Regions from separate parts of the Homo sapiens genome. Here all the other regions are linked to region 1. A link is a loop called in an ENCODE intact Hi-C map of the cell type or tissue named here. Cell type or tissue: sigmoid colon. All regions are shown on one strand.

Region 1 (8,000 bases):
CAGGGAAGAACAGACAAAATTTTCTGTGCAGAAAAATTCCAAATAATTTATGTAGATTCTTTCCCTCAAGGAGATGGAGCACAGTTCTCCATTCCTTAAGTGTGAGCTGCACTTAGTGGCTTTCTTCTCAAGTAAGCCCCAGGATATTTCTTACTTTCCATATCCCCTTATGAGACATGCTACCTCTATCTCTCTGGTCTTCTTTCCAAAAACTCATGACCTCAGTTTAATTATGAGAAAAATATCACGCAAATTCCCAGCTGAAAGACATTCTATAAAAATATCTGACTAGTAGTCCTCAAAACTGTTAAGGTAGCTGGGCATGGCAGCACAACTGTAGTCCCAGCTACTTGGCAGGCTGAGGTGGGACGATCATTGAGCCTAGGAGTTCAAGATTGCAGTGAGCCGTCATCATGCCATTGCACTCCAGCTTGGGTAACAGAGCAAGACTTTGTCTCAAAAAAAATTTTTTTTAAGTTTTTTAAAATTAAAAACCTGTTAAGGTCATCAAAAATAAGAAAGCCCAGAAAAGCATCACAGCCAAGAGAAGCCTAAGGAGACATGACTATATTTGACATGATGCCTGATATTGTTCTCATAATTAAACTGAGGTCATGAGTTTTTGGAAAGAAGACCAGAGAGATAGAGGTAGCATTAAGAAAAGCCCAGAAAAGCATCACAGCCAAGAGAAGCCTAAGGAGACATGATGACTAAATGTCCCGGTACAGAAAAAGAGCATGGGTAAAAACTAAGAAAATCAGAATAAAATATGGATTTTAGCTAATAATGACATGTCAATATTAATTCATTAGATGTAACAAATGTAGTATACTAACATCAAATATTTACAAGAGGGGAAAACGGGCATAGGGTATATAGAACTCTGCATTATCTTTGCAATTTTTGTAAATTTGAAGCTATCTATAATAAAATTTTATTGAGAAAATACATGTACTAGCTTAAGAGTACCAAAGGGATATTTCCAAGTAAGAAAAATGAAGGGGAAATCTACATAGTACAAAGAAGCAAAAGATGTGTTGCCAAGGTGAGTGGTGCAGAATGTAAGTAAGTGCTCAAAAAAGAAATATTAATAAAACACACACACACACACACACACACACACACACACACACACACACACACAAAATAGGGGTATGTGACAGGCCCAAGAATTGGACATGGGGATGCCCAATGACAAATGCCAGCTGAGGAGCCAGAATTGGGCTCCCCACGTGAACTGGGGAATATATTGTGAGTTCACAAATAAAAATCCAGATATCCTTACCCTCCAGATTGGAAATTAGCCTTCTGCCCCAGGTAATGGCTGTGAAACATGTTACTTGCTTGAGCTCAGAACACCAAGCCTATGTGTGGCTAGATACAGACCCTGAGTCGGAGCTGTGTGTGTAGTATAAACCTTAAGAAGATGCACTTACATAAAACATCACTGGGAGCCGATGAAATCCACAGGACCAGGCACAGGCAAGTGTGAAAACAATCCATTAGGAGGTCCTTATAACCCAAGGCACAAGATGCAAGATGAATTCATAGTCAAAAATTATAAAGCTTTTGAAGAAGTTCAACATCATAACAGTCTACAGACTCAACTAATGAGGGAATTTACATTTTAGGAGTTAGAAATAATGGAGCAATCTAAAAGAGATCTAAATATACCTGTTTGAAATGTCCTATGGAAGAAATAGCATGATAAAAATAAAAACAGAGTTTATGAAAGAAGAGTCAGTGGATTTTTTTTTCCAGTAGAAACGCTGAAAAAAATACAGTCACTGAGAAAAAATTCTAAAAAAAAAAAGTTGTAATCAATGGTTTTTAACCTTGGTTACGCATCATAGTTATTGATGTCCATCTCCTGACCCACACCGATTAAACCAGAAATTCTAGGGGTGGGACCAGGCATTGATATTTTGTTAATCTGCCAGGTGATTCTAAGCTACAGCCCCTATGTGAGGTACTCTGTTAACATATTAGACATAACTGAAGAGAGAAGTATTAACAACAGCAACAACAAAACTAGACATAGCCTGAGACAGAAAAGAGGAGAAAAAAAAGAGAATGACAAGATGATAAACAAACAAGTTAAGAAACATGAAGGATGTAATAAGAAAAGTCTGATTCATACACATAATATGCATTCCAGAAGGAGAGAATAGAGAGAATTGTGGAGGAGAATTCGTCAAACAGAAAATGGTTACATCTTTTCCAAAAATGATGCAATATATCAAAAGCTCCATTGGATGCTGAGTAGATAAATAAAAATAATCCAGACCTAGACACATGATAGGGAAATGTAAAGAGGAAATGCTGGAAGTAGGTGTGGGTGGAGGGCAATGAGGCATCTCTAATACTGATGTAATTGTTGCAAGAAAAAAATTAAAATGTAGTTGTAGTATCGGAGCCTATTCTAATGTGCACTCATGCGCAAAGTAATGCAAGGTTGCTTAGTGAATACTGACTACATGCCATGTGCTGTCCTAAGAACTGGCAGACAGAAAGATAAATAAGACATGGTGGAAGAACTCCAGGGAAGAGGAGAAAGGCATGTATACAACCATGGTGGATCGTATTAATAGCACCAATACTTCAAACCTCCCTGTGTCCAGTGATTTTTTTTGTGACTTTACAGTTCTTTCCAGAGTTTATTCTCCCATTGCCTTAAAAATTGGCTGACCTTGAACTTTCTTTAGACTAGAATTCACTGGACTTGATGGTAAGTTAATTCTGAGACTAGGTCTCAAGAGACCGCGAGTATTTCTGCTGTGCTTCTGCTTTACTCTGATGACATGCCCAGGCTAGCCTGCTGGAGGATGAGAGGCGTGGGAAGCAGAGATCAGTCACCCCGGTCACCCCAGCCAACAGCCAGCCATGAATGTAGGTGATCTCAGCCAAGATCAGTAGAGCCAACCATCCTACATGTCTGATGAACAAGTGGCTATTATTGCAGGCCATACAGATGCCATTGATACGCCAGCTCCCCATAATTCAATGTGACGGAGCACACAGAAACAATCAGCAGGAAAATAACTCCAAATTTTAATTTTTTTCCCCCTAAACCATATTACACTTGTTTCCTTGGTTTCACAAAGTTCCAGCTTGTTCCGTCTGGTAAATGTGTTGGTGGCAAAAGCTGTGAGACATGGTGGCAGATGAAATCTCTTGCCCTTAAATAGCTGTCAGCTCAAAACTATAAACAGTAAATACTGTGAAGCCTGTCTTAAACCGCAGCCCAAGGGAGCCGCAGAAATTGGATGCCTCATAGAAATGATCTTTAAGTAAAGGTTGAATACAATAGCCTTGGGGATATTTTCAAATGGTGGCTCCAGACAGAGTTGTCTGATGGGAAGCGTTCGCCAGGCTGGGCTTCCTGGAGTTTGCCTGCTCTGAGACACATAATGAAAAAGAGAGCTTCAGGGTTCATCAGGGGATGGCACAGAGGCTAGGAAAATCCAAAGTATTTTATAATGTCCAGGTAAATGCTCTACTTGTGGATTCATTAATTAGACTTTCAAAGATAAGAGGCCAAATAAAAAGCTGAACTTTTTCCTCAAAGCTTGCCTTCATCTCACTGAGCAACATGCAAAATGCCCCTCACAATAAATCGTTTCCCCTTCCCAGGTAGAGCCACCTGCATTTGGTGTGTGTGATTTGGGGTGTTGAAAGCTAGCCAAAGCAAGCAGGAATGAGAGGACTGGTTAGCAGCTCTGCTCCGCAGTGTGGGAAGTGGTTAGGCTGCAGAGGGGGCACCCTAATGCATGCCTTTTGAAATCAGAGCAGCTTAAGCCCTTGAGAGGGGATGTAGGGACCCTGGGGTCCCAAGGGGAAAGATCTTGCAGCCCTGATAAGAATGGGTGCCTGGCAAGGCTAAGCTGGAATGGGAATCTCCAGGCGTGGAGAGCGTCCACTCTTGCTGTGGTCAGAATCAGAACGGAGAATGCGGAGCATGAGACAGAGGCTTTCCGTAAACACGGCTCATTCTCAGAGCACTTCAGGGCTGGGTTCCCAGAGGGCGGACATTCCTAGAAATGGTGCAGATGCACAGCCCCTCCTTCCAGGGCACCGCCCCCGCAGCCCGGCAGAGCAACCGCAGACATTTATTTTCCTTCTCCGAATAACACCGCCGCGCTGGGTGGAAACGAACCCGAGAGCCCACACTTGGCCAGCGGCCGCGGGGAGTGGGCGCCAGCAGTAGGTCCCTGCTGGGGCTGTCGCTCAGCTTCTCCCTGCGGACCTCGGACACAGCCCCCACCAAGCTGCATGCGTCCCGGCCTCCTCCCTTTCCAAAATCCGGCTGCTCCTGCTGTCAGGCACCTGAGAGGGAGCTTCCCTTAGCCTTGGAATCGCTGCCAAGGGGTCGAGCAGACTTTTCAAATTCTCTCCCCCTCCCCGGAGCCCCCACCTTCACTTAGACATTTGTAGGTCACTATTTGTTTATTTATAATTTATTGATTGATCTTTAAAATTTAATAGGCATTAGAATCACATGACATCATGCTAACAGTTCCTGATGTGAAATCTGTCTGTTTCAAGATTTTATATAAAATATTCCATTATGTTATTACACTTGTAATCTGTAGACTCCCTGCGTTTGCATAGTAGCATCCTCAGCAGGGCGATGCAGACCCGGACTTCTTGTTGAAGAGAGGGAGGAAGCTTCCTCATAAAAGGCCAGACTCTCAGTGGGCTCCGTGTGAATCTGTCTCCACACTCACGGCTGTCTAATACTGCATGCCTCAGCGTTCTCATCTATGAAATGTGAATATTAGTAGTACCTATCTTATAGGATTTGTGCTATCAAAACGTAATCCATATTAAGTAGATAACTCAATGCTTGGCACATAGTGAGTACCCACTGTTAGTATTAGAATTGTTTCTGTAAATACTATTACTACTATTAAAATTTTTCTGAATCAGCTCTTTATTTGTGGATGACATGAAACCTTTTCAGAAGTAATTTAATGTATCTTATTACAAGGCAAATTCTTTTGGTTTTCATATTTTTCTAATAAATACAAGAGAAGCTGACAAAAACAAAATGATAAAGCAAAGAGAAAAGCGAAGGCAGGGAGATCAATTTTAATATCAAATAAAGCAAAGATATTGAGAGAGAGAGATTTTTGTGTTCATTGCAGACAACATTCCCATTCAAGATATAGCAGCAGAAAACAAACAGGCATACTAACAATTTCGTGCTTCTGACTTTGTACTCTTTGTCTAAAAAGTGACTCCTAAAATTGTATAAAATTCAGGGCCACAAATCTGAACTGCACCTGAAAACATGTAAAGCAAAAACTGTTAGGAGTGTAAGAAAATTAACAGCTTCCATATATTTGATTAGAAACAGTTGTAGAAGAATATTTAACAACACAGGAAGATGTTCGTGATATAGTACATACTAAAAGATTAATAACAGTTTCATGTACATATGTCCTGAGGTCAAGGACCAGTTTGCCAAACAGACCAGTTCCCCTTGGAGAGTCACCTTAAAGTCCTAATTAGCCTATTAAAGGCTCTGAGAAATCCAAACACCAAGTTTAACTCTTAAATATAGTGTTTTCTACCACTTTTATTTGAGAATGCAGAACTTTTTCACAATACTCATATTAAACTTCTTTTGAACAATTTTTAATATACACCTTTTTGGGATATGCTATCCTAGAAGCACGTCCATTAGAATCAAATTAAAAAAAAAGAAAAGCCAACTCTATCAGGTGTGAGTGTGTGTGTGTGTGTGTGTGTGTGTGTGTGTGTAATATAAATTGTATAACTATGTAAATATGATATAAAAGGCTACTGGAAAGGATACCAATTATCACTTTTACAGATGACATGATACAATTTTCTCCTTAAACTACCCAAGATTAAGATTGAAAAAATATTAGAACCATATTTTAGTGTATATACAAAATAAATATATTAGAAACTGATTTGACTTACTTTTTATCTGCTACCTATCTACACTGCTTGAGTTTTTGCTTTATCATAATATTATTTTTACAATTTAAAAAGTCTTCTTTAAATTCATGAGGCGTTAGGCTCTTAGAATGAAAGATACTGCCTCATTTCTTGATAATTAGAAACTGTTAAAAAGTCACTTAAGGAATCAGCAGTATTAGTGTCTGATAAAATAAGAACTTCTCAAAATTTGATGTATTGCTGTGTGCAGGGCTCACTCCAATTTCCTGGGAATGATCTGGCACTAGAGGTCCCATCTCCCTGGTCTCCCAGGGGCAGGGCTACACACAGCTCAGTTTCCCTCAGGACTCTGGATCTTCCACGTCTTCAGACTCTGAGCTGTTGGCATTTCTCAGCATCCCTCTAGACAGCTGGCATCTGAACTCAGACTGCCCGATGCTTAAGCTACAAGTGTTAATTCCTGCACACCAAGGTCACTGGCACACTCGTTCCATTTGAAGGAGTGAGCAGCAGGGGAAATGGGGTGCCTATTCTGACTAATACCCTGGGCACTTGGGCCCAAACTCTCATGGACAGGACCTGCATGCCTGCTGGTTTTCTGCCCACAGTTCTAGCCTATCTTGGGATCTTGCCTGGTGTCCACCCCAAGCTGTGCCTCAACAGGTGCATGGGACAGGTCATTCACATGGAGTCTCATGGAGTGGATGTGCAAATGAGTTAATTTTATCTCAGCAAAAGTGATTGGGTGCTTTATGACACCATTGCCTCAAAAATTAAACTTTACATCTGGTTGTAGGTACACTGAACTCAAGGCATTTGTTTTGTTTTGCTTTATTTCGTTTTGTTTTGTTAGGGTATGCATTTTGCACTAACTCAGTAATTCTCAAGTGAGAATTTAAAAGGGACTTTCAAAGTGATGGAAATTGCATTGCCTTTATTTATGGGGGTGGGGAGAGGAGGAACAGATTGGCTCCAGGGCACTGACTTAGACATTATTAGCTACTGATCTGGGTGCATCCGTTGTCCACTCCATATTCTCTCTTGTAATTTGTTTCATAGATGAACAAGGAGCAGAGCCTTGGAGTAGAGTCTTCCTTGATGGATCAGTGAGTGGAAAATAGTAAATCTTCTTTTTCCCAAAGCTAATGCTTTACGTTCTTACCAAGAGCATTATCCTATAATAAATACAGAATTAAATTGTTTAAAAACTCAAGGTAAGCAATTCTCCCATTTGCAGCTATTTATTAGGTATATTTAAGGGATGAATAAATTCATTTTCACCACAAGTAATTTGAAAACCAATCTACTTATTTGTGTGAATTCAGTGATTCCCTATGAACTTTCAGAATATATATATATATATATATCAAGATCAGCTACTTATCTGTGAAGGGTGACATATTGACCGAACAGCTCATTATTTTTAAGCTCTACAAATATATCTCACCTGCCTATTTACTCAGACTAAACCATGCATTTCTTAAGAATATTGTGTGGGTCTGGTAATAGCTTGTCCAATGAATGCGCAAAAGTTATTACAAGCAAGTTCAATAAGATCAAAGTAAACAGTTATAGGGCTAAGCATGACAACAGGTGCAGCTGAAAGCACATGACTGAAAGGAAAATGGTAATGAGGGGTGGAGTTAGGTGCCTCCACCCTGTGGATCAGACACATGTCTATCACACAGGCACCCAGAGGAGTTTGGCAGGAAGATATTCAGGGCTTGGGGATATGCCGTTTGCTGTCTCTAAGGGATGAGTCGATACAGATCTCAGGGGCGATTTGCTAGCTCTTCCCTCGCACATTTCCAGGGCACAATAATTGGCCCAATGGCTTCTAGAAAAACCCCCTGAGAAAAGTTACAATTGGCAAAGGGTTTTAGACTAATGGAAACCTGGATGGATTTTTCTTGTATGTTACCTTATATTTTATATTATAGAAAAAAACTAAGAGAATATACTATTTATTGAAAGCCACTATTTAGCTCTTTTTAAGGCAAATAATTATCAAGAGACCATATTTTTTTGTCATTCTAAATCCAATGAAACAGATGCTCACATGACCTCTG
Region 2 (8,000 bases), 520 kb after region 1:
GCTTCATTGGAGAAGCGGACCCTGATTCCTGATGCTGCACACTGACTTATGATCCCATTACATGTTTTTATAAAACCCTGTTATCTCCCTTCATAATGCCTATCACAACTGTAATTGTATAGTAATTTAAGCCATGACCTGTTTCCCTCTGGTAGACTTAATTCCTTGGGGCAAGAATCATGTCTGTCATGTTCTCCAGCACAGGGCCTGGTGTGAGTGGCACCCAGCACATCCTCATAAAAGCATGAGAGAGAACAGGGAACTAATAAGACATGGATCCAACCTTAAGCAGTTGGCTCAGCACAAATTATAATTCAGTTTCCCAATTTTACCTTTTCCTTTCTCCCTCCTGTGTTCCTTCCTTATTCTTCCCTTTCCTTCTGTCTCCCTCACTCTCTGCTTGCCTTCCTTGCTTCCTCCCTCCCTTCCTTCCTTTTTTCTTTCCCTTTCATATGCATTAATCCAAGGATCCAAGCTTTATTTCCAATGACTTGGAAAACTGAACCAAGAGCAACTGTTAGGGAGTGTTTTTGTATGATCATTTCTTTTTCTCCCGTTTGAGAATCCATAGAACCCCTCTGTAAGATGTGAGCTTGGTTTCCAAGGCTGGGCTTCAGCACACATTTGGGAAAGCCCTGGTCTTGTGTATGGGCTACAAAGACTTACTAGAAGCAGACGTGCGGATTGAACGTTGACCCCTGTCCAGAACATCTGTTCTCTTCCTATACCTGTGTGCATCATCATAACTTTAAAGAAACACTGACATGGAGCATGGCTGGCTTTTCATAGGAAACCCACATCTGTTTGCCGTGGGGTTGCTCCCCAACCACTGCAGTTTCTGTGTCATTTTTGGAGCTACTGACGGGACATTGGCTCTCTTCTTGTGTGCTGCAATGTACCACTCTCTCTCTGCTCTTCATCAGATTTTTCTGGGAACTGCTCCAAGGAGAGGAGATAGAGAACAACAATTTCTTTTCTCTGTCCTCACCCAGTTTTAAACTCCAGAAACAGCATAGAAAACTTTACTTTTGTAAAACTTTTTTTTACCTAAAGCGAAAGGCCATCTAGTGGAGTAACTGGGAAAGGCACACTCTGAGGGCAGAACTTCACCTTCAGACTCACAGCGACCACCGCTTTAGGAGCCCTGGACTCAGCAGGAAAGTAATGAGAGGTTGTGTCACTACCACACGAGGCATGGAGCCAAAGGGAGCTTTCTCTTATTGAACGAAGTTTTTTGGTGATGTAGTTCTATGTATACTTCAGAAAGTGTTCCCACAAGCCTTAAATTAAGGCAAATAAAATGTAGAATCACCAGAAAATAAAGACCAACAGCATCAACCTAGGATGCAAATGTCTTCAGTAGTCCATAGCTGGACATTGAAATAGTATGCTCAACCTGTTGAAATTGACCTTAATTTGATTCAAATTAAGAAGCTTCTCTTCCTCTCATGCTGCAGTAGGTTTCTAATGATTCCTAATTGTATTAATCCAAGAAATTAAATGATTCTAAAACCATGAATTGGTAAGTAATTCAGAGAACTTCATCTTTATGTTAAAAACTGTATTAATAGAATTTTAGAGCTAGAAAGTCCCTTAGCAACTAGTGAATCCAGTCATTTATTTTCTACAAGAAGAAAACCAAGGCCCTGAAAGACTAACTTATTTGTTGATGACCACACAGTCCTCTTCCTCAGTATAATTCTTTTCTCTGCAATTCTTATTCAGGAAGCAGTCTGATTAACCCTGAGCTAAAGTTTCATTTGCAAGTGCTTTTGGTTTTTTTGTTCTGGAATTGTGCATGTCTGTGTGTGCCTTCCCTTTTTGAAGCCTAAGCCGCGGTGCTAACCCATGGCCCAGCATGTGAGAGTTGGAGAACATCTCTGCAGTTGTTTAGCCTCAATCGCCAGCCTTGGCAAGGAAAAATGACAGAGATTCAGAAAGGTCAACAGTGGCTCACCTCATTTCATAACTAGCTGGTCCCAAACCTGGAATTGAACTCTGCTCTTCAGATGGCCAGTGTACTGTAGTATATTTCCTGGAATGCCAGGCTCCATCCCGGTCTTGCCACTCCCACTGGTTAGGAAGCATGCATACACAGTTAGCAAAAGCAAATTTACTTGAGAAGTGTACTAACTGGAATTTTTATAATCTGTAATATGGTAAAGTTATTCTTGTGGTCTTTAGAATTTTTAAGATTGGGGTATTTTCTGCATTTTCTTCTGTCGCCTTCAGAAATGATGAATACGTTTCCATTTGATTTCTCTCTCTTTTTCCAAACCCCAGCATATAAATAACGACCATATTCATGGAGAGAAGAAGGAGTTCGTGTGCAGGTGGCTGGACTGCTCAAGAGAGCAGAAACCCTTCAAAGCCCAGTATATGTTGGTAGTGCATATGAGAAGACACACGGGCGAGAAGCCTCACAAATGCACTGTGAGTACAGAAGTGGGTGGCAGGCACACTTGGGTCCTTCCCCATACTCATAAGAGCTGTGCAAACTGATGACACCAGCTCAGGGGAAGCGTGGTTGGGTGGCAAGAGAAGAGGACTAGAGTATTGTCTGGTGATAAATGCCTCGGTGTTTGAGTGACTGAGTTGGACAGCGCAGCTCTGCACAGTGGCAAGGGGGCAGTGGTGGCTGGCACTGGGAATGAATAGCGGGCCACCCTGCTGGCCGCAGCCCAACAGCTTATGGTACCACGGGGCTTGGAAGGCAAAGGGAAGTGCCAGCTTCCAACTTACAGAGTTGAAGTTGACTTTTAAAACAGCTAATCCCTATACGAGGTTTTAAAGTTTTCCCTTCCTTTCCTAGTGAGTCCTCAGGCATAGGCGTATGGAATGGGAAGGGGGTGCCGCAAGGTTGTGCATTCTTCACTGAGGTGCCCACGAGGCGCACTGGGCACGCTGAGCCCTGGTACTTTACATCTTAAAGGCCCTTTACAAACATGATCAAATTCCATGTCTTTGTATGGACACAAAGCTATATTAATGAACTTTGTGCTGAATCTGAAATCAGTGGGAATTTGAGGAGATCAATGAGCAGATAATGAAACCCATTGTCCACATTGAGCGGTCTATTAAAAAAAAAAACTTCAGGACTTTTACTGGCACTGAAAACTCTTTATCTGGAACTACACCAAGCTACATCTGAATCCCAATAAATGCAGAGTTTAGTGGACTTTTTGTTCCTGGGTTTTGAAAAGCTGCTGACCCTTGAAACATCAGTTTTTCATCAACTTGGAGGGCGTGTTAGGCATAAGCTGCTGTTGCCATTGTGCAGAGTAATCCAGATTTACCTGTTGTCCTCAGTTTGAAGGTTGCACAAAGGCCTACTCGAGACTAGAAAACTTGAAAACACACTTGAGATCTCACACTGGAGAGAAACCATACGTCTGTGAGCACGAAGGTTGCAACAAGGCTTTCTCAAATGCCTCTGATCGCGCCAAACACCAAAACAGAACGCATTCCAATGAGGTAAGCATCCTCAGTGGGCATGGAGCTTGCATAAGGAAACAAAGAACTATCCCGGGGAAGGCACATGGGAAGGCGCAGTGTGTTCTGTTTTGTTTTCCCCTTGGCCATTCCCAGCATGAGGGGCTCTGCCCCTGCAGGTGAAGGCTTGAGCTTCCTAGGTGGGACTGGAAACTGGATCTTATTTGGAGAATAATAAGAGATGAGGAGGAAACTTCTTAAAACCCCTGCGAACTTACTAGTTTCATGTTGTTTTGAACTGCCACCTACTGGTCAAACAGTGGGAGCATTTGACTTGGAATCTGAGCCAGTCACGCTGCCCAAAATAGCAGGAATCCATGCAAAGGATGACCCCATAAGCCCCAAGGATATATTAAGAAGTAGCATGTTGACAGCTGACAGCTTCCTGCTAAGTCATCCACTTTTATTTGCTTCCTCCAAGTGGTATCTTCAAATGGTATTATATCAAAAAAGATTTTTACAGAGCAACCAGCCTTGGCTAAATGCAATTTTCAGACATTCTAAATTCCAAAGGATCTTGGAAAATGGTCTCAGAAACCCAGAATACTTTCTAGGCAGTTACTTAAGAAAACATATTGAGTAAAGCTTCAGGGTGATTCCTGTTGTGTTACTGTTATTTTTAGGTAGCGATCCCCCCTAAATTGTAGAGAGGCATAAGAATAAAAATTATTCCAAATTCATTGCTTACATTTTAGTGAACATCTTCCTACAGACTTCCAATTTGGCCTTGGAGGTCTAGCTCAAATTCTGGCTTGTCTGTGAAATCTTCTCTTGAATGTATTGAGAGATTAACAAAAGGACTCCCCACATTTTGAGTGGAAATAGGATAGCTAACCAGAATTTGTTAACATGAGACATAGTTCAGCACCACAGCGTGTCATCAGTTTGCTTGAAATGTGTTAGAGAAGGAACATCGTGCACACATGAGACCCTGGAGTGGCTGTCATTTCATCTCACCAGTGCAGGTCAAACACATTCATGATCTTTCAGACAGAGAGCTGGGCAGAGAGAATCTTGATAGAAACAAAGTGAGCCATTCTGCTCAGTGGACTTTTGGCTTTAAGGTGGCAAAGATGGTTCTCACCATGTTTTCTTCAGCTGAAACTGACAGAGCAAAAACATCTCTAAAGGGATTAACTGCACTCTGTAAAAAGCACACTCACTCATAAACTCACACATGTAAGTTCATATATATACCAACTTTCTGTGTGAAAAGGTCATGGAAACTGGAGTTATTCGGAATCTCATTTTCTAACTGTTTGAAGACATTTTAAAGATGCCACATCTCCATTTTTAATGTAAAAATGCTTTTACAGTATGCAGTAGCTGGAATATAATCTATTACACTTGTTTTGTACAAAATTTTAGGGAGTCTAGAATAGATAGATACATAGAGATAGAAAGTAGATCAGTGGTTGCCAAAAGCAGAGGGGAGAGGGAATAGTGATGACTGCTAATGGATACAAGGTTTTTTTGTTGGGGTGGTGAAGATATTCTGGAATTAGGTAATGGTGATGATTACACAATGTCTAGAATGTACTAATGCCACTGAATTGTGCAATTTAAAGGGATTATTTTTATGGCATGTGAATTATATTTCAATTTAAAATTTTAAGGGGTTTTGACTTAACAGAATGTATTTCATATATTTCATAGATTTAAGTGTAATTTTGACTAGAAATTTAGGGGGCATTCATTCCTATAGATGTTAGGCCAATGCTGTCTCCTATTATCATGGAGAAGTTTGGACAGAGGGTATGTTAGGATCAGAATGCACACATATAAAGACAATTACCAAGCTTTTTTGTCTTTTTATGGACCTAAAATATTTGTACATGTCTGTTTGCTTTAATTGTGGTGTAGTTGAGCTTGTGTTCTTCTCCAAGGTAAAAAGTGCAATGTTGTGTGAGAGTTGAGTGTTTGTTATAAGATTAAAAGATAAGGATATCTTGGGTAGTAATGTCATTGACCACACTTGAGCAATTTACTTAAATTACTAACTTTTATCATAAATACATAATTAAAATTCTACCCACAGACATATTTACAAACAAATTATACTTCTCTCTTCTATATGCAAGACTTTGGCCCTGTGTGTGACTGATGGACATTTTCAGACGCATCAAAACTAAGTTTGTCCAGGAAATCCAGATTTGTGCAATTTCACAATCCTAGATGAATCAAGTGATTTGCCTTCATTTATTTCCTCTCTTATTTGCAACTTCATTTATTCATTGAACAAATACTTAAAGCTATTTATGTGCCAAGCCCTTTGCTGTTCTAAGTGTGGCCAAGAAAATAATGGACTGTAATGGGAAGGGAGTAATTGCTGGCACTTCTCTGTTCCTCTGGCTGTCCTGCTCATTTAGGGCTGCTAGACTGACCGTAGCTCTGACAGGACTTCTTACTCCAGATCAGACAGCTCATTTTTCCCCCAAAGATACCGCTAAACAAGTTTCCTGAGCTCTGATTCGGTTGAACCTCCCTCTCTAGAAAGCTGCAATGGCTCCCTCTTTCCTATAGGGAGACTTGAGACTCCCTAAGGTTGTGTAAGTGTCAGTTCTCACAGGGCCCAAGCTCATCCCTCTAGTCCTGACCTCTCACTATCATGACCATGAATGAAACCTTCCAGAAGCTGGTGCTGTGCACTGCCATGCTTAGGTGCATGAAGTGGTTCTGCCACTGGACCTTTGCTGAGGACACTTCTTTTTGGCATCCCAAGTAAAATGACTCCTAATAAAAGCTCTGTATATTGAGTGCTTACTATGTTCCATGCATCCTGGTAAGCACTTCATGTACATGATCTAATTTAGCACTTACTGATAATCCCGTGAGCTGGGCATTAAGCCCAGATATAGAATCTTAATAACTGATGCCTCCCATGATTATCCTAGCTGAAAAATGATCCCTCCTCTGTCTATATCCTTACATAGCTTTCACACTTTATATTACAGATCATTGCATCTTCTTATTTTTCCTATCAGATTTTGTATTCCTTATGATTAAATTTTGTTGTATGCAACTTTGTGCTTGCAGAATCTTGCACTTCAGTAAGTCTGAGAACATTTTTCTTAGTCTCTAATTATATTTTATTTCAGTCACTGATCACAACAAAATTTGTGGGCAAAAGTTGTGTGAAGGGTTAATATATTTTGTTTATGTTATGTTGTTGTGAGGTATACATTTCCTGAACCTGTATTCTTGTGAATTTGTGAATTTTTGTGGGTAGATAATGTGTATGTTCACACACAAGGGCACACGGGCACAGGTGCACCTGTATGGGCTGTTGTTTCTGGAAGTGCAGGAGCCGACACATTTGTATCTCATTACATATTGGCTGCGTCCTTGGTTCTAAGCTAACCCATAATGTACATCCATATATTTACAGGAAGAGTAGCTCTCCAAACATGCAGGCTTTGTGCTCCCTCTCTCCTTCTGGTCTCCATACCTCTGCCCCATATATCCCAGTCTGCCTGTTGATGGAACAACCTGTCACAGGAATGCTGTGAGCAAGCATAGGGCCTGTGTCAGAACACTGTAAGGTAATGGCACTAATTATCAGAGCCAGTCTTTTGTCCCTAATGCATAGAATTTGATGTGCTCATCTTATTATATATATATATGCTGCAAATCACACAAGCTCCTGAATAGATGTAATTCATAGTTAATGGGAATCAATTCTGCCCAAAGGAGTCTCAGGTTTGGAGGTGAAACCTCTCAGTTTCAGGATCTTTGCTTCACTGCATTAGGACATTTCAGCATTTTAGGTAGCACTCAGTCTGTTCTTGGGCTTTTAGTGAAAAAGCATCTTTTAGACATACATTCTACAAGACACGGCATCCTTTTAAATATAATAGGTACATTATAGTAATCCTGCTTTTCATGACGCTTGCTTACGTAAAAGCTCATCCTCTGCTATACATAGATATAAATATATATTCATGAAAGCATTCTTGCGTATATTATATTTTAAGCCAAGTGAACAAACTCACAAATCCGATGTTGGTCATGAGCCAAAGGTCAGCAGTTCTGTGATTTCAGAAAATAATCCGCTTATATAAGCATCCGCATAATTTTTTATGACTGTATCCTTAGGCTTGATCACTGACCCACATAGAAAATGAAATTAGCATGAAATAATTTATAGACCTTAGTTATAAATTCACTGAGGAGAAGAAAACAGACCAGAAATCCTGGTCCCCAGAACATCCGTCAGCCCTCTGCAGTTTATGATGAGGATTCATGGACAGTCTGTAACAGGGCTTTCCAACTTCAAAGAGCAGAAAGGTTCTGGCTATTTTGAGCCCTGAACATCCCCACACTTGTAATGCTACCCAAAGGAGCACATTTTAGTGTCATCTAACATGGGAGATGCCATCGGCAATTTTTAAATTATGCCTGTGCATAAATAGCACATTTTCAAAAGGATCAGAGTGATATTAGATCTCACAACCAGGACATCCATAAAAAACTTTGTCACACAATCTCTTCTGAAAGGTGTGCAGTCT
Region 3 (8,000 bases), 190 kb before region 1:
TTTCCTTGGCTTGAAGTGAGTCTGAATGTTCGTGTGGATGCGAAGAGGCATTTGACCCCTAGAGGGTGATCACACCATATGGTAAAGGAGAGGACACCAGGAAGGCAAAAACAGAGAAGAAAACCGCACTAAGTTCCTTGTGTCCATTCCAGCTGATGTGTAATGGTATGTATAGTACCCCCGTGGGTATGGCAACCTCTCTCTGGGTATATCTCCTGGATTGTAAGGCAGAGTCTACTCTGGACTTGGAGTTTGGTGCCTTCCTGATGCAAAAAGCAGGGAGCTGGTAAGCCCCAGTCCTTCTGGTCACTCACAAGAGGTTTGGGAATGAGACTGGGTGAGGACCGGGATTCCCTCTACTTCTGCTGGTGAGACCAGCAGTCTCTGATGAAAACTGACTTTTCTGCAGACGTTGTGACTGCAGCTAGGCAGACCATGCCTGCAGGAAGGAAAGTGGGCCACCTCAGGGTGACTTCGAGACTGAAAACTAGGAATTGGGAGCAATAAAATAAGGCAAAATCACCCTAATATAACTGACTCTTAGCAGAGCTTTGGTGCAGCTTCCTAGTGTTGTGAGGCCCAGGGTTGAAAATGGAGTGACCCCATCCAGTCTCCACAGGACACAACTTCCCCTCCAGCTCCTGCCTCCTTAAAAGCCTGCAGCTGGCCGGTGAAGCCAGCTTCCCTCTTCTAAGGTGTGAGCCCACAGGCTCTCCTTCAGCCCAGGCAGGCTGCAGGAAGTCCCCAGCATTCCCCAGGGGGACGTGGAGGCCAGAACAACGTGTACATATTCCACAGCCTGTCCCTAAAAACAGGTAAAACCCAGAGACAAACCAGAGCTTTTTCATGTGCACTTTTCAATGAGTTTTGACAAAATTATATACGTATATAACCATCATCACAATCAAGACACAGAACACTTCAATCACCCCCAAAACTTTCTTGTGCCCATTCCCAGTCAGTTCCGCCTAACTCCCATCTCCACACACCCTCTGGCTGGCTTTTCTATCACTATAGATTGCTTTGGGCCTTCCTAGAGTTTCGTACAAATGGCATCAGATAGTATGTACTCCTTTTGTATCTAGCTTGTGTCATTCTGCAAGTTTTTGAGGTTCATCCATGTTGTTCATTTCTTTTCATTGCTAGCTAGTATTCCCGTGTATGGATGTGTCATAATTCATGTATTTACATGCTGATGGGCATTAGATTGCTCCCAGTTTTTGACTAATATGATTATAGCTGCTGTGAGCATTCATGTACAAGTCTTCCTATAGACCAGTGTTTTGATTTCCCTTGAGTAAATAGCTAGGCATGGGATTGCCAGTTGTATGGAAAGTGTGTGTTTAACTTTGCAAGAAACTTTAAAACTTTTTTAATTGGTTGTATCATTTTATGTTCTGATCAACAATGTAGGAGAGTTCTCATTGCTCCATATCTTCTCCAATGCTTGGTATTGTTGATCTTTTTTATTTACTCATTCTAGGGAGTGTGAAGTGGTGTCTCATGGTGACTACTGACACTGAGCATTTCATCATGTGCTTATTAGTCACTTGATTATTTTCTTTTGTATAGTGTCCGTTCAAATATTTTCCTCATTCTTTGTTATGTTGTTTGTCTAATTTAGTTGTTGAGTTTTAAAAAATATATTGTGGCTTGCCTTTTCATTTTCTTAACAATATTTTCAAAAAGCAGAGTTTTTAATTTTCATGAAATCCAATTGTCATTATTTAATGGTTTGTGTCCTAAGAAATCTTTGATGCTCTCTACATGATGATTTTCTTCTGTATTTTCTTTTAGCAGTTTTATATATTAGTTCTTATGTTTAGGTTTATGATCCATTCTGAGTTAAATTTTATGTATGGTATGAGAATAAGGGTTGAGATTCCTTTTTAAAAATATGGATATATATTAAATAGTTGTTGCCACATCATTTGTAGGAAAAGCTATTATTTATCCCATGAATTGTCTTGGTGCCTTTGTTGAAAATCCATTGGCCATGCGTGTATGCATCTACTTCTGGACTCTCTGTTTTATTCCATTGATCTATGTCTTAGTGTATTTGGGATGCTGTAACAAATACCATAGGCTGGGTAGCTTAGAAGCAACAGAAATTTATTTCTCACAGTTCTGGAGTCTGGGAAGTCCAAGATCAAGGTGCTGGCAGGTTTGGCACCTGGTCCATCCCTCCTTATTTCTCAAGCCCCACCAATGTGAATTATAGCACAGGCCCACCTCTAAGGGAGAGAGAGATGATTCTAGGCAGTAAGTTCAGATTATGTTCCAGGTTGCTTCTGCCTAATAGATCTGTTTAATACATTTGTGACTATATATCTTCTTTCTCTGTAAACAATGACAGCTGCACTTAAAAATATCATTGACTGAATGGGACAATTCACCTGAGAGTTACACATATGAGATGCTCATACATAGTGAAATCATTACCGATCTCAAAACAGTTTTCTTAAGGGAAATCTTAAATAAAGAAATAAAGCAAGAGAGAGATAAAAGTAACATTCCATAAATATTATCTGCACTGTAATAGCTTCCATACATTGTTAACCCCATCCTTCCTGCTTCTACCTACTTGAAGCCCAGTCATGCCTGGATGTGTGTTGAAATAAATGTTAGCATGAAGCATCTGCTATATAAGTGGCAAAGGGGAAAGAAAAAAAATCTTTTTTTTTCACAACCAAAAACAACAACGACAACAAAAAGACTCTGCTTATGTGATTGAAGATAGATTTTATATACAAATTATCTCAGATTCAAGGAAGAAAATCAGAGAAACTTAACTGGAAAAAAGCTGGTACATGGCTTTAAAAAAAAAAAAATTTCTGATATTAGATTTCTTTACCTGCTGGACTATATCGACATTTTGCAAGTTCTACATTTGTCACTCCATTTTCAACCCATTTTGTAAAGTATGATAAAAACATGAGTGAATATTTACAAATTTTGTTTTGTTTTGCCTTATTTTGGGTCAGACTAGTGTTTAAACCTAAACGTCAGCCAATATGCTAAATACATCATGATACAATCACGAACAATTGCATGGATGCCTCCTGGTTTCCCTTGGGACACCTTTGTTCATGCCAAGAACTGTCTCTGTGTGGATGTAGATGAATTATTTTCTGGGAGTAAGAAGTGGAGAAAAGCAAAGGACATCTCCCTCATTTCTTTAACCTTGGGGATAAATCTGGTTTTGGCATCTCTCAGAGGGAAAGAATATCTTGACACATACATAAAGCTCTTGGAGAAAGCTTAGTGTCCATTGGCAAGAAAGGGCAAGATTCTGAATACATCTAAATAATCGGCATAGCATTAAAATGCCTGCCTATGGCAGACTGTGCACCAGGATATAAATCATGCTGCTTGCCACGTGCAGCACATCAGACATAGAGTATGACTCTGGCTCATCTAATAAAATGGCTTTTATGAAGTTTCTGTAGATAAATTAAAGCAGCATTGCTAAGAATTATTTTCACAATCCAATTTTGAGAACAGAGCCGAATGGGCAATGCTACATCTATAATGAAAACTAAGCGTCTGTTGAGATGCACGCAGGCAGGCAATTGATCAACGCATTAAGTGTGCAAGAAATCCACATGCTTCTCTGAAAAGTCAGGAGTGACTGGTGTGAATTTTGGCATTCATCCTAACTACTAAGATTTGTTCTCAATTTATTCTCAAATCACAAGGTACAAGACCCTCTTGGGGGCAATGATTATAAGGACTCTGCCTACCCTGGGGAGAAATTATGCCTCCGGAATAACTTCTTGTTCCCCAGGGTGTCATGTTTTGCTAAAATATTTCTAACGTTGAAGTTAGGGTTCCTTTGATATCTTCCCAGGAATTTTTCTCCAAATAGTTTAGGCCAAAAATAAAGCAAAAGGCATCTTACTTTTCTTCTCCTCATGTTATCTAGAGGATAATTTTCTATGCTTCCCTCCAAGTGAATCTGGCTCTGAATCCAAGAAAGAGGATTGCTCTTTTCCTGAAAGTCCATTATGGCCAACACAACTTGAGCCTGTGTAACGGGGACAGAAGTGTGGAAGATCCCCCAGGAGGTAAAGTGGGAGTCAAGCAGGCAGTGTTTAAAAGACTCCCAGTTACCTGTATGGTAGGTTCCGCTCTGTCCTGATCTGAACATGATTTTTCTTAGTGATGTTATTCAAGGGTCAAATTCCTAGGTTCTTCAGTGTATATAAATCTACTACGTGTAACTAGTCTGCAACAGAAGGCACATCGCCGTATATAGAATGTCAGAGAGGCTTCTCTTTGATGAAAAAAAAGTTAAATGTTTATACAAAATTCTGTTGGTCTGGATACCATTAACTTTCAACGATTAATAAAAGTGACACTAGGACACAATAAATTCTAGTTTTCAAAGAAACAATTTGACTTTATACATTGCTTCTGCCTCACTGGTGTTTGAGATGAAAGGGACAGTAATTGAAATGAAACTCATCAGCATTAAAGAAGGCCTCATGGAGAGAAGCCGAGGGGGGCAGCGGTAAAGAAGCCTGTGGAATCCTGAGGCACCGGCAGGAATTTACGGGTCTGAGAGGCAGCCATGGGGACACGAATCTACTTAGGAGCAAGACCAGGGCCTGGTGAAACTATTTTAAGTTTTTAAAAGTTGAAAGAATAAGCAAGGGGCGAGTTAAACACATTTCGTGTGTTACCTTCCTTTGTTCCGGCTCTATTTAAAAAATCCTTATACTTTGACTAGACAGGTTTCTAGAAACTGACTTTAGAAGCTAATGGAAAAATAGATATAATATGCAAATAAGGAATAAACACGTAGCTGACATGGTCCTAAGCTATCTTGCCATTCTGGGGCCCTTCTTTTGAAATCTAAATAGGTCTAATAGCTAACATTTGTCAAGTGCTTGGCGTACGCCATGTGCTCTTCTCAGTGCTCTCTGCACCTCCTATCATTCATTCTTTACTGGAACCTCTCTGATCTTCCATATCTAATCTTACCTTCTCCTCCCCTCTCCCCCCAGTCCATTCTCCACTGAGTATTTGAAACGATCGTTTCAAAGCAAATCTAATTTTGTCATTCCCTTGTTCTCAACCTTTCAATCACTTCCCATTACTCTCAGGAACATATGCCAGGTTTTTTATTTGGCCTCCAGGGTGCTGTCTGCTCTCCTGGCACTGTGCTTCCCGCTGTTTTGGGACTGTGGAGCGCTGGCCTTCTTTCCTTTTGTGATGTGCTCACACTCCCCACCCCACACATGCACACAGGGCCATTGCCTACGCTGGACCGCTCCTAGGCTACTCTGCTGTGATGAGCTCCCACGTGTTGCTCAAATGCTGTGTCCTGGGGAGGATGATCCCAACTCCTCTTATGAGGTCCATCCCACATCGCACGTTCTCACTGTACCTGTAACTCCTGGGTTGACCTCATCATAGTGGTAATTGTTCATTTGGAGGGTGACCCTTTGCTTCATGCACGTCTTTTCTACTAGACCGGAATTGCTATAAGGGGAAGGGTCACTTCTATTTTCATTTCAAACAATTTCCTCAGCCCCCATCACAATACCTGGCATAGAAAAGGTGCTCTATTCAGACTGACTGATAGAGTAGATGGATGGATGCTGCATAAAACCAAAGACCAACCTGACTTGCCTTAACACGGGGGACTTATGATCCAGGGAACCAATTGTTCACATAGGAAGAAGAACGTGTACATCAAGCTGATTTACTCTTAAGAGGCTACCTTTGTTTTTTACTTTTTTTTGGAACTCAGTCAGCAGTGAGCAGGTGGGGTTAGAGTCTGCATCCCATAAGCTACATTTTCTTGAAGGCTCACATTGGTTACATAACCCTTTCTCCCTTCACAATATTTCAGTCATCCTCTACTTCACCTCCCTGTCTTTACTATAATTGCATCCCTCCTGTAATTTTTTATGCAAAAGCTCCTTTGTTTTGAAGCTCGTATTCAATTTCAATGGCTTTCCCCCTTCCTGCTGCTTCATTACATTCCTTGAAGTTGGAGGTGCCCGATTCATAGTCTTCCTCGTTAACTAAATTTCTTCTATTATCTGGGAGATTTTGATCTTCATGAAACTCATTCATGCTAAGCACTGTTCTTACAATTTCCCTCATCCACCACCACCAGAGCTACTCCAGGCATCACTCCACTGCATTCTCACACACCTCTCACTCCAACTCACACTCACTCCTCTTGCATCAACCTTCTAACCACACATTTCCAGCCCCCTCTTTCCTTCACTCCTAGTAGTCAGCACCCTGTACTCTCTCTAGACCCTCATCTCTCTAGAAAGCCTGTCCTGAAAATTTCCCAAGTCTGGATCAATCCCCAAACTGATCCAGAGGAGGTCGTCCCCACTCCTGTATCTGAGCTCTCCTGGAGAAGCCCCACACCTGTGTGGATCAGTGTCATGGCACATCGGTGGTCTGCAGCAGCAGCTGAGCCCACAGTTCTGTTTGGAATGTCTTTCTCCTCTCCTTGGAAGCAACCTGTAGCAGCAAGCAAGGCTTCACCATGCTCCTCTCTCCCCTGCCTAGTCCTCACCAGCACCCTACACAAATGGCCTAGCCTCCAACTGTATCAAGGAAATGAAAGGGAAATGATGTGAATGGCTTCATCATTCATCTCCCTTTCATCTTCAAATTTGTGTGCAACCACATCAATCCCTCTAGCTGCCTGAATCCCATAGAGTGGAATATCCTCTCTGTTGATTAAGGACAGCCTCCTTCACCTCTGCTTTTGATCAAATCTCCTCCTACTAGCATTTTGCCACCCTAAACCGTTCCCTATTTACTCTGCTTCAGCCTCTTTAATGTATCGGCAAGCTGGCGGCAATGCCCACAGGGACTCATGTCTTGCGCTGCTCTGGAATTCCCCAGTCTTACCTCCCTCTGCCTCTATCTTCAGCCTCATGGTTTCTCGATTCCTTTCTTCATTTAGCACCCTTAGGTAGTCGGCATGCTTTCGGATATCTGGCCATTGTTCTCGTCTTTTATTGCTTCAGGACACTATTTCTAGAATCCATGATTTAGTTCCATGCATAGTACCCTCAAGCACTAGAATCTGTCAACATGCAGAAATCCTGAAACTGACCTAGCTAGGTGCAGGCCTTTGAGCTTCCCTCCTCCCAAACTGAAAAAGAATGGAAGTTTGAGACACTTGCATTGTAAGAAATGCTGTCTTCCCTTTGAATGCTGTCTCTTCTTCTTCTTCAAACTTCCAAAATAGAGTCTACATACATGATCTACATGTATATTTGATTAACTAATCATGGGTTGATCTCATCAAATGTGAATGTAATATGCAATTTGCTTATGAGCAAAAATGGGTGTGCAGGGAGGAATAAAGGTATGAATAAAGGAAGAAATAAACAATTTAAAATCAACACTTAGACACAAAGTCATGATATGCGGGCTATAATTTATTACTCTTATTTTCTAAATCCATAAGGTAGAATCAAAACTGGGAAATTTCAGAATATAAACATTTCCTATTATACTTTCTTAAAACACAGGATGAATTAAAAGGCATATGTTCTTAAGAATATGATAAATCTATGTCCTGGAAAAATATATGCTTGACAAATAAGGCAAATAAGAGTAGGCAAAAAGTTCTCATCTAGTGAGCTGGGCATCCTGGTTTATTACGTAACTTCTAAGTGCCACAGTTTCTCATCTGTAATGAAATCTCCCAGGATCTCTTCAAGACTGAAATTCTGTATTACCTGTCTTCATCTTCATAGACCCAAGACTTATAAAGCACTTGTCTAACTCTTAATTTCATATGCATTTTAGATTTACATGTAATAAAAATTTGATATCTCCTCAATGATCAGATAAATTAAAAGAAAGAGAGAGAATTTGTTAGAAAAATTATTTGCCTGAGGAGCCAGCTCACTGTCCAAAATCACATCCATGTGTCCTGGCAGTAGGCTTGGGACTGCAGGAGAGCATTCTCAATTCCAGAGATCACTCTTGCTACTGTGAGAACAGACACA

The links. Hi-C counts contacts between places; a loop is a spot of excess contacts. Peaks named below come from ENCODE experiments on the same cell type or tissue, not always from the same donor. Only the 100,000 strongest peaks of a DNase experiment are listed, where the experiment ranks them.
Region 2: it touches region 1 in a loop (3-fold over the local background); 3 of 110 quality-filtered maps call a loop at or near these places.
Region 3: it touches region 1 in a loop (4-fold over the local background); 4 of 110 quality-filtered maps call a loop at or near these places.

The regions. Positions count from the first base shown.
Region 1 is chr7:42,489,760-42,497,759 of GRCh38, reverse strand. No RefSeq gene overlaps it. Among named protein-coding and RNA genes, the nearest start is that of LINC01448, 210 kb to the left of the region's middle. RefSeq lists a silencer at 3,856-4,150 and enhancers at 3,856-4,150, 3,752-4,252. In sigmoid colon, no CTCF peak of the experiment used is centred here; DNase peaks (open chromatin) are centred at 4,019, 4,677 and 6,504; H3K4me3 peaks cover 1,118 bases; H3K27ac peaks cover 1,406 bases.
Region 2 is chr7:41,973,032-41,981,031 of GRCh38, reverse strand. GLI3 (GLI family zinc finger 3) reads left to right here. Exons shown (of 15, transcript NM_000168.6): 11 at 2,284-2,433; 12 at 3,310-3,474. Among named protein-coding and RNA genes, the nearest start is that of GLI3, 260 kb to the left of the region's middle. In sigmoid colon, CTCF peaks have their summits at 1,055 and 3,747 (motif pointing left); a DNase peak (open chromatin) is centred at 1,146.
Region 3 is chr7:42,683,299-42,691,298 of GRCh38, reverse strand. All of the region lies in intron 1 of LINC01448 (long intergenic non-protein coding RNA 1448), which reads left to right. Among named protein-coding and RNA genes, the nearest start is that of LINC01448, 19 kb to the left of the region's middle. RefSeq lists an enhancer at 4,196-4,744. In sigmoid colon, a CTCF peak has its summit at 24 (motif pointing right); a DNase peak (open chromatin) is centred at 4,546.